Regions from separate parts of the Homo sapiens genome. Here region 2 is linked to region 1. Evidence: read pairs that join two places in POLR2A ChIA-PET (ENCODE). Cell type or tissue: PC-3. All regions are shown on one strand. Each heading gives the region's core, and the rest is flanking DNA. Links, peaks and the distances in the headings are about the cores only. Region 1 has its middle 190 kb from the start of LINC02058. Region 2 overlaps LOC105379080 (a long non-coding RNA gene).

Region 1 (5,396 bases), core at 224-5,223:
CCCTCAGGTCTTAGCTTAATGTTATCTTCACAAAGTGGTCTTCTCGGCCACATAATGTAAATTAGTCCTAGTAATATTTATCACCTTTTTCTGTTCATTTCCTGTATAATCTGTGAGAGAAAAAAAGCAGTAGCTTTTGATGCTTAAGAACTGCTATGACACTCAAACCTAAGCCTCAATATTATTATTAGAATATTATTAATACAAACTGATCTGACTTTTATAGCTAAGCCATGTTGTTCTCCTGTTGAACATAAAATTCTCACTGAACATTCCCATCTGGGCAAATGGGTCACTGGGTAATCCACAAAACAACAACCAATCCCCTTTCTTACTGAGTGGCTACTGCTTTTCTAAACCAGTTACAGTTTTAACCCTGCTCTAATCTGCCCTTCCTGCAGATAAGATTTATTGAGATATTCAAGGGTATAAAATCACCCCTGCTCTATGACAGAACTCAATCTAGAGTGATCTTGTTCCCTTAACCTCCTCCCAGTGTTACCCAACTAGAGCACAAATCCCTTAATAGTTTTTGTCTAATGTGCTCTCACTGAGATGCACTACGCTTCCCTAAGGCGTATGCTCTCCCTCCCTGCAACAGGTAATACACACAACGTGCTCACCTGCAGGTGTTCCTGGTAATCTTGGGCTGAGTTAACTGTGGTCTAGGTTGCTTATTTGGAAGTGCAAGCTACCTGAGGGAAAGACCTAGGCTTTCTTCTTCACTTCTTCATTGCTAGAAGCTTTCACAACTTTCACTTTGCCAGGCACATATCAGGACCTCAGTTAATATTTGATAAATGAATGAATCAATCAATGCCAGAATATTTGTGACTTTAGTTTATATACCCTTCAGTGCCTCTTATAAATTTTAGGCTTTTCTGGTAATATTATTGTACTATGAGGGGCAGCATATTTCTTGATAAGGGACTGACATATTGTAAATGGTGTATGAGGAAGTTTATTCCTGCTGCTGGAGAAAGAACGGATTCCACAGAAAAGAAAATAAAGATTATTGTGTTAGGTAATGAAAATGAGGTTTCAGATGGATGCTAGGGTAAAGTAAGCACATGGCCTGTTTGAGAAATATACTACATAGTAGTGTATCTTGAACATATATTGGTTATAAGGAGCCAAGATAATACGTTAGATAAAATAACTACAAGATTGTGAGTCTCCAGAGTTATCATTACATTTCTCATTGTTCTCATTCAATATTCACTGTTTGTACCCGTGACGGAAATCTACAAAAAATGTCGACTGCTTTCTTAGTCATTGTAAACTTATATTGTACAAATGGCTTGTATCTTTTTTTTTAAGTCATTTTTATGTGGGATAGGTAGATGAATTGTCCATATTAGATCTCTACACTTTAAATTATTGTATGAAAACATTTGGTAATTTATGTGTCATGCAGTTTTTGGTTTTTAAAATTGTTTCCTTTCAAAAAACTAAATTATAGCTACACAATTCATGGAAACAAGTCAACACAAAACACTTGAGCTCAATTTAAAGATCTTATTAGGAAAGAAACTATATCCTATCAAGTATGAAATATTATATTAATAGAAAAATATTTAATTTTACAAATATTTTTGAGAGCTAAGTTTTTGTAAAATAATGTACAACATGGGAATAACAGAGATAAAGGACACTTAATCTCTGTTTTGTATCTAATTTACATGGGCAATCCATATAGTAAATTCTAATTCTAAATTTTAAATTCTAGATCTATTGCTTCAATGCATTTAGGATAATCCTACAGAAAATAGATGTTCTGACTTTTATAATAGGATTATAATTTGCTCAAAAACTTAAAAATATTGGATTCAAAAGATAAAAATGTGTATCATTTTATCTAGAGTAATATAAAATGTTAATTTAAATTTCTGCAAGTAATGATAATATGTATCCAGATGTTTTTAATTTCATATAACCCTTGTTTTGGACTTAGTGCAAAGCAAAACAAAATAAAAACAAATAATCAAAAATAACAACAACCACAAAACCTCTGATGATTGAATTTAACAATGTATAATTCTATATGAAAATTACTTCTGAATAAGTAAATAGTATTATATTTATGTTTTATAAGAATAACATAGATTCACTTGTGCAGTATCTACTTATAATTGTTACATTTTTAATTTATGAAATCAAATTTGTTTTAGTGACCAATAATTAAAACTTCTAAGAAATAATTATACTTCTCCTAATACATATGTCTAGATGTTTCATTTCTAAATATGCAAGTTGAAAGCTTAATGCTTCCTTTCTATGGTTTAAGCTTCTAGGGACTTTTCACCTTTTACCATGAGTTACTATATTTAATTTCATGTCTTAAAGTCTTTTGAGCTGTGAGTTACACATTTAAATCTCCCAAAATGTAAGCTTAAAATGCATTGTTTCTATCAGACAGGTAACTTTATTTTATGGAGTGTGAACAGCTGTGCTAAATACTGACTTAATGTTAGAATCACCACTGGGAACAAAAGTGTAGAGTTTTGGTTGCTTTAATTAAAAAACATACTGTTTTCAAGTTCCACTTTGATACGTGTGACACAGGAACAAAAGTAAGAATAAAAACCAATAGAGATTATATTATTCCTTCATGGGACTAGAAAACAATCCACCACAAGGATTTGCAGTATCCCACCGTGAGTTCTCTCATTATAATTTTTTGTTTGTTTGTTTATATCTCTGCATGCAGCATCATGTACTCAAGTATATACTTGTTAAAACAGGTTTTTTGTTTTTTTTTCTTGACTCAGATAATTTCTGAACTAGTTAGTTTTTTGGTTCTCATCCAACTAATAAAGTTGTAGTAGAAAAGTTGTAGGTGACTTTCACCTAAGAAGGCAAGGTTAAGGCAGCATCAAGGGAATGGACCCGTGGGTGGATGTTTCTGTCAGGAATTTATCTCAAATGGTGTTTGTAGTCTCTGAGTCATCTTGCTTTAAAACAAACACAAAGAGCTCCTTAATCTGAGGAGGACAAAAGAATGGTGGGGGGAGAGCTTTAGAGTTTTTCTTCAGCTAGTCTCCAAAGGAAGGCTATTTGCTTATTTTCACCAGAATATGAGATGAGAGTGGCTATAGTAGAGAAGGTTTATTTTCTCTTTTTTAAGCATTAAACATGGGGCACTCATGTCCCAAATCTGGGCAGAAAGAATCAGCTTTCCACTTCGCCATTTTCTCCTTCCAGACTTCCAGTATTTTGGGGAAAGAGCAACCAGTAGCCTTTATTTTTATGATCCATAGCTATTGTTAGAATTAAAAATGAAAAAATCTGTATAGTAATCTGTTTAATCCAATTTAAAAGTATTTGGTTGAGAAATTTCTGGGGAGGGTGATATTTTGAAGATTGGAATAGAATGGGATAATATTCTCATTTTGCCTCTATCTACTAAATAAGTGTTCTACCTCCTAAGTCCCCCATTCTTTTATACTGTCAACATTATTGGACATGGGTTTTCCAAAAAAATAATAAATGGATTCCTGAAGCACAGCCAATTAACCACTAGGGACTTATAGGATAGTCCTTGTTAATGCTCATAATTTATGATTTTTTAAAAAGGACCAGATTCTTGCTAAATAACATTTTTATCTTAAACATTCCACAATTCATGAATGTTCTTCCCAAAATTACTCCATCTATTTTACTTGTATTAGTTCTGGTACATCTTCTACTTTTACTTTGTTTTTTTTTTCATTTCAACAGGATTTTACTTGATACTTTCTACCATGGTTTACACATAAATATATTTCTGAAATTAATAAGTAATCTCCTTGAGATACAGTTCTCTGAATTGTATCACGAACATTTACACCTTCTTTTCAGTATTTATATAAGTTCTAAAAGCAAGAATATATAAAGAAATTTGTTTGTCTTTTGCTTCATCTAATACTTTATAAGACACTATTTGACAACCATACAGCAAGTCAAGTTTTCTGTACAAAATTAGTCAGTTTCTGGGGTTCTGCATAGGTCTCACAGTGACATTTTCTGACATAGGTATTGAATTTTATCAGAATAGGTATTAGAATATCTCAAATTGTACCACTGGTAAAATTATTTTAAACAAAAACAACAACCGTGTTCCCTAAGTGCTTTCAGATAAAGGTGAAGTATTCTGGAAACTTCAACTTAAAAAATGGTAGACTTCCTCAGGTATCAGAACACAGAGCACGAGCACACAATGAACTCATCTTCTATGTTTGGATACATAATCATTAGGACTTACCAGTCTGCCAGTCTACCATCTGTGTTTCTTCTTTTAGGTAAGCACTAGATAGCATGCCATCGATAATGCATAGGAAACTGGAAACCTAATTGCATACTTATATTTGTAAAACTTTCTTCTTTTTTCCTTTCACTTAAGCTCACTCATCTATTTACCTAACGATTAATTTCCAGAACTGTGAAATTCCATTTCTTCCAATAAACTATATGAATACTTTAGATAATATTAAAAATATTTTAAATTCCATTCCTGTCAAAATATGTGTCTGTTTATGTCACTAAACTGGCATTTCCCAAGCTTGTCTCATCATCAGAATTATATGGGAAAGTAGAAAGAAGGAGAAAGGAAAGGAAAGAAAAGAAAAGGAAAGGAAAGAAGGAAAGGAAAGAAAAGAAAAGGAAAGGAAAGAAGGAAAGGAAAGAAAAGAAAAGGAAAGGAAAGAAGGAAAGGAAAGGAAAAGAGAGAAAGAAAGAAAAAGAGAAAAAGAAGAGAAGGAAAGACAGAAAAATCTTTAAGTAGATATTTGGATTCTATAAATCTGGATTGGAGCTTGGGAAACCATTTAAGTACCCTAGCTTATTAAAATTCTTGTGCATGTTTGTGACAACTGTACTAGATTTATTTATTGATCTTCACTCATATTTTATAAATACTTATTAAAAGCTAATTTTCACTTAGTGTTTTTGATAGCATTTTCTATTTTAGATGATAATTTCTACTAGGAAACGAATCAAGCTGACTATGACTTCTATTACTTTGTGTTCTTCTTAGTATCATGATCAGTTACTTACACACAGAAATTCCAATGATGTTTAATTGGCTAATTTGTTAGCTACTTCCTATCCTTGGCTCCTCTTCTTCCCTTGTCCATTATTTGTGGCTCCTCACAGTGTTTGGCCTCTTTGCTCTTCTGCTACATTCCCTCAGTTGAAGATGTTATCTGCCTGCTTATATTTAATAATCATTTATCAATAATATCTCTTAAGTCTGAATCTTGAGCTTGAACATCTTCATGCTCCCTGCAGTTTTATATAACTTCAAATCCAAGACAATGTATGTAAATTCAACAAGTGCTCAACAAATATTGAATTTATTGAACATTGATAAACTGTTTATATTTTTGTCCATATCTAGCATAGAATTTGTCTCAGAT
Region 2 (5,396 bases), core at 244-5,243, 420 kb after region 1:
GACAATATATTCCACATCATTGGCCAACAGGAAAGTGAAATGCATTAGGAAAAGCCACAGTGAGATAACCACTTCACATACACTAGGAGGTTTCTAAGCAAAAGAGCAGACAATAAGAAGTGCTGGCAAAGATTTGGAAAAATATGAGCCCTCATACTTTTGCTGGTCAGAATATAAAATAATGCAGCTACTTTGAAAAACAGTTTGGCAGTTCCTTAAAAAGTTAAGCATAAAGTTCCATATGATCCACAGATTATACTGCTATGTATATATCCAAGATAACTGAGACCACATGTCCACACACAAACTTGTTTGAAAGTTAATAGCAGCACTATTCATAAAAGCCAAAAAGTGTAAACAATCTAAATGTTTATCACAGCACTATTCAAAAGAGCCAAAAAGTGCAAACAATCTAAATGTTCATTATCTGATGAAGGAATAAATAAAAGGTAGCATATACATGCAATAAAACATTATTCAGCCAAAAGAGAAGGAAAGAAAGCAGGGCCGGGTGTGGAGGCTCATGCCTGTAATCCCAGCACTTTGGGAGGCCGAGGAGGGAAGATCACAAGGTCAGGAGTTTGAGACCAGCCTGACCAATATGGTGAAACCCTGTCTCTACAAAAAAAAAAAAATTAGCTGGGTGTGGTGGCAGATGCCTGTAATCCCAGCTACTCAGGAGGCTGAGGCAGAGAATTACTTGAACCCAGGAGGCGGAGGTTGCGGTGAGCTGAGAGCCTGCCACTGCACTCCTGCCTGGGCAAAGAGTGAGATTCTGTCTCAGAAAAAAAAAAAACAAAGAAGAAAGAAAGTAGTGATTTACGCTACAATGTAGATAACCCTTTAAAATATTACACTAAGTGAAAATGTCAGATACAAAAAGCTACATATTGCATGATATTTTTATATGAAATGTTTAGAAAAGGCAAGTGCACAGATACAGAAAGTAGATTATCTCTTCAAAGGTTTGGAAGGGAGAGGAGTGATTGCTAAAAGGTATGAGTTTTTTACTGGGCTGAGAATATCCTGAAACTTGATAGTTGTGACAACCATACCACCTTGCAAATATACAAAAAAATACTGAATTCTTTACTTCAAACAGGTGAATATTTTAGTAGGTAAATTACATCTAGAAAAAAAACCCACACACACACAACACACATACTGTAGCAATTAGAGCTAGTATTAAAGAAGTCAACAAGAACAGTACTATGAGAGTTTTGGGGAAAATGCACCTAACCAGCAAATTACTAAAGCTCTGGACCGTTTTGAATTAACCCTACAAGGAGGAAGCAAATAATGCCAAGTTGGAGGGAAATTTATAGATTAAAATCACTCACTTCTCTTTGCTAACCTAACTGAGTCATTCTTAAATGAAGAAGGAGTTAATCCGCTTCAGCTAATCTATAAAACTATTTGGCATTGATACATGTAAATATTTAATAAAACAAAATATCCATGTATTAAATACTGAGTGACAAGAGATGAATACAACTTAGCTCTATTTTTCAATGACCATATAGCCTAGAAGTTAAGGTAGATATTATTTAAGGCATGAATATTCTATGCCTTTGCAAACTTACTTGTGTGTTTGTCACCATACTCCAACTTACAGCAAAAGCCGTAAACAGTCAACGAGTAGTTAAAGTTGTAGCAGGTATCAACTAAGTGTTGAGTTTCAGTAACAGAATCTTTTCAGCCTCTAAGAATGAAAGAGAAACAGGCTATCAAAGGAATCTGGTAATAACCAACATTCAGATGCTTAATGATGGCTTAGCTGAAAATGTGGAGAACAGGATAGTGGAGGAATGATATGCCATGAATTCTGAGGATCTGAAGCAGAATTCCAGTGTTTAGGAGTGCCTAAGAGCAAACACGTACAAAATGATCCCCAAAATAAGGAAGTAAGGCCAAGAAGTAAGGCAATGACTCAGAGATGAGAAGTCAAGAGGGTTACACAGCTACTTGAGTCTGCATGCAAGGTCAAATAAGGCTAGTATTAATCTGATTCTTCTAAGTTACCAGTGTTCAGCTGCATAAGGAATCACATCTCATTCACTCCTTGTCACTTCTACACCAAGTGGGAAGCTTGGCATATAGCGGGCACTCAATAAATATTTATTTAATAAATGAAAGAATGAATGTAATGACCCCAGCTGTGATAGTTAGAGGGACACAGGAGCAAAAAGCTAAGTCAACCATGATACTTGACTGTCTTTGTGCAGCCAGGCCTTTTAACGACATTAATAGCTTTCATGAGGTCAATAAACATAGTGTGGGAAATTATTCTTTAATTTCTGCAATTTACTACCAAGAATCAAGTCATTCAATTACCCTTCAATGTGGCCTCAGGCTTCTCTGTAATTCTAGAAGTATAGTTAACAAAGAGCATCCAAAGTTAATGCAAGTAATCTGGCCCGGATTCCTTCTTCAATGCAGCATTCTAAATATGGCTTACATACATGCATAGGCTATCAAAACATCAAAAGACTGGCATTGAAAAGTATTTGATCTGCAAAGGCAAAATTCATCCTATTTTGTTATGTCAAATTCCTTACATTTCAAAATTATAGCAATTGTGAGTTTCCATATATTTACTTGGGTGTTTATTAAAGTTCTTCTATCATATAGACGATGTCATCTATATTCTAAAATCATAAGACCCACATATGCTGCCTTAGTTGTGGAAGCTATCCAAAGAAGATGAGATGACCTGTGTTGTTTTGGACTGCAGTTTGCAGTTCATCTAGGTTTTATTATCACAACCTAAGCTACTTAGTATGTAGGGTCTTGGACACAGTTAAAAGGCACTATCCGATTATTGGTAAGGCATTCTTTGATGTTTTGACCAAACTTCTTTGGTAAATTGGCTATACTGATGTAACAAAATCCATTGCAGTTATGACTACTGAGGAAATGATATATTGGTGCCCACTTGCTGTGTAATACCTGTAATAAATAGGAGATAATAAAGTTTAGTTATTATCATTTTCAGTTAGAATTTATTCCTCTAATAAGCTATTTAAAGACCAAGAAATTGAATAATTTTTTTGATATTTTAAAATTGTTCCTACATTGAAAATCAACACATATTCATGTATTCATTCAACAAATTTGTGTTAAGTGTCCACTAAGTGGCAGGCACTTAGTGGCATATATAGGAATGGAAAAACAGCAATATTATTGAAAATGGTATATTTTCAACAATGTTTAAGATCTGTTAAACATCATGGATGTTAAGAACATGTTGAAAAGATTTGGAAGAAAAACTATGTAAGAAAAACTCAGATTTTATCATATATTGTATAGCAGCGATATTTTATAAGGCATGTAGATAATCAAAATTTTAAAAAGATTTTCTTTATTAATGTCTTATTTCCTGACTAACTAACAGTGCCAGATACTTCTATACATTTATTCCCCATTTCCCAGTACTCTCCTAGGTTTGTTCCTCCTTATATTAAAACCTGGATGATAGCTTTTGAGAGGTTTTCCCATATCCCTACTCAAAAGTAAGTACCATAAATATTAAAATAACTATTTATGACATGGCATTTTAGTTGAGGTATAGTCATAGTATCATCTGTTGCCAGGGCTTTAATCAAGTTTTCTCTCTGCATTATCTGTCCATTAACAAATTCAGAATTCTCAGAACAGAAATCACTCCAATAACTCAAAGACAGTTTATGAGTAGGTATATTTTATGTAATACATGTATAGTGCTATCAATATAGTACAAACAAATAAAAGTCTTGAAAAAACATAGTTTACCACTTAACAGAAGCTTTCAGTGAATCCTTTTGTAAAGATAAAAATCGCTGACATTTAGTCATGTGTGTAAATATAGATTTTCTTTTATTAGGTTTGCTTTATTATGATTTGTTCTTTCAACTCACAAGTTCCCCAAACTTTTGAATCTGTATTTACTGTTATTTTTATATAACAAAGCAGCAAAATACATGTGTAAGAGCACTGAATATAAGAGTCAGAATTGTATATTTCTGTGAACTTGAGTGTGTCTTTTATTTCTCGGACCTAGTCCAAAGGAATTATATTAGATGCATGTTCAATTTCTTCCAATTCTAAAATGTGATGATATGTTGTGATGCAACAGCTACTTCCGTTATGTTAGAAGCTTTTTATCAGTACCTACAGTACAAAAATAGAATTGACTAAAAGTAATCATCTGGTGCTTTTCTTCTTGATGTGATGTAAGCTATTCTTAGAACACATTCTAGTCTCTGTCATATGCATAATTCTAAATAGAGTTTTCTGACTGTTCAGATATTCAAAGAGCTTCAGTAATTTGTGCACTATGGAATTCTACCTGGGCCACAAGGTAGTGACCGATATTCTGATCTGCTCTTTTGAGGACTTTACAATGAACCTAATTAAGCTTATTTTCTCTTATATCATTAAAACAGATTGTAAGACCAAAGTTTAACTTGAAAGGTGACTATATGCTCTTTTAAACAGAAAGCAATATTTTATTTTAATTGTTGAAACATTTGTCATGTTTCCATTCCTATTGATTTTTTACATCATTACCATTGAATAATTTTTCCAAAAATTATACTATAAGTTTAAACATAAAACTTGAAGTTCATAGCTATATCAAAGATGCCATAGCACTGATCTTGATATAGAATTACAGCCATTGACAATTGTAAGGGCATTTACATGAGAGAGTTTATAAATAATTCTTAGCAGATCAATTACGTTAGAAGCTATTGCAAGAAACAAACAAATAAACAACTCGACAAGGCTCAGGACAATTACCTGATTCTTACCAATGGGCGGTACAATCGTATCAGAGAACATGGTGAGCCCCTGCCTCCATTTGCAACTGAGATTGCATACTTTTCTTCCTCTCTATGTTTCCTCCCATTTAGGAGAAATAAAACCACAGAGCTTGTTGTACCTCACTGCCCTTGTTTAGTGCCTTCTTGCATCTTTAAAATGTAAACTTCCTAATCCAGAAAAGGGATTGTCTTTTCTAGCATCCCAAGTTTAGCTCAATAGCTGGCACATTGCGGGCACTCAGCCAATGTCTGTGAATGTCTTTAATCCATAAACGGGAAAACTGAGGCCCAGAGATAAGTAAAGTGGCTTGTCTGAAGCCACTCAGCTTATTTGCTGGCAGAACTGTGAGTCCTCACTCTTGTAAGTCTAATAATCTTTCCACAGAACCACACCACATAAAGCAATGCAGTTAGCCTATGTACATTCCGGTTATTTCAATTATGCTTTTGTCCTCTATCTGCTTTATAACAATATTCTGAACAGACTTGCTCCTTGAACTCCTGAAAACCAAAACTTGCACTCATCCATGAATATATCACCTTTGCCCCTACTCTATGCTCTGCTTGTTTTGCACATTTTGGAATCTTGCCTGT

Evidence for each region. Peaks named below come from ENCODE experiments on the same cell type or tissue, not always from the same donor. Only the 100,000 strongest peaks of a DNase experiment are listed, where the experiment ranks them.
Region 2: POLR2A ChIA-PET joins it to region 1 with 5 read pairs; 1 of 35 experiments calls an interaction of 5 or more read pairs at or near these places.

Annotation. Positions count from the first base shown.
Region 1 is chr5:92,747,621-92,753,016 of GRCh38, reverse strand. No RefSeq gene overlaps it. Among named protein-coding and RNA genes, the nearest start is that of LINC02058, 190 kb to the left of the region's middle. In PC-3, for the core only: no CTCF peak of the experiment used is centred there; a DNase peak (open chromatin) is centred at 2,936.
Region 2 is chr5:92,328,755-92,334,150 of GRCh38, reverse strand. It overlaps LOC105379080 (a long non-coding RNA gene), which reads right to left. Exons shown (of 4, transcript XR_007058867.1): 1 at 4,780-5,396; 2 at 1,584-1,702. Among named protein-coding and RNA genes, the nearest start is that of LINC02058, 610 kb to the left of the region's middle. In PC-3, for the core only: no CTCF peak of the experiment used is centred there; no DNase peak of the experiment used is centred there; H3K27ac peaks cover 501 bases.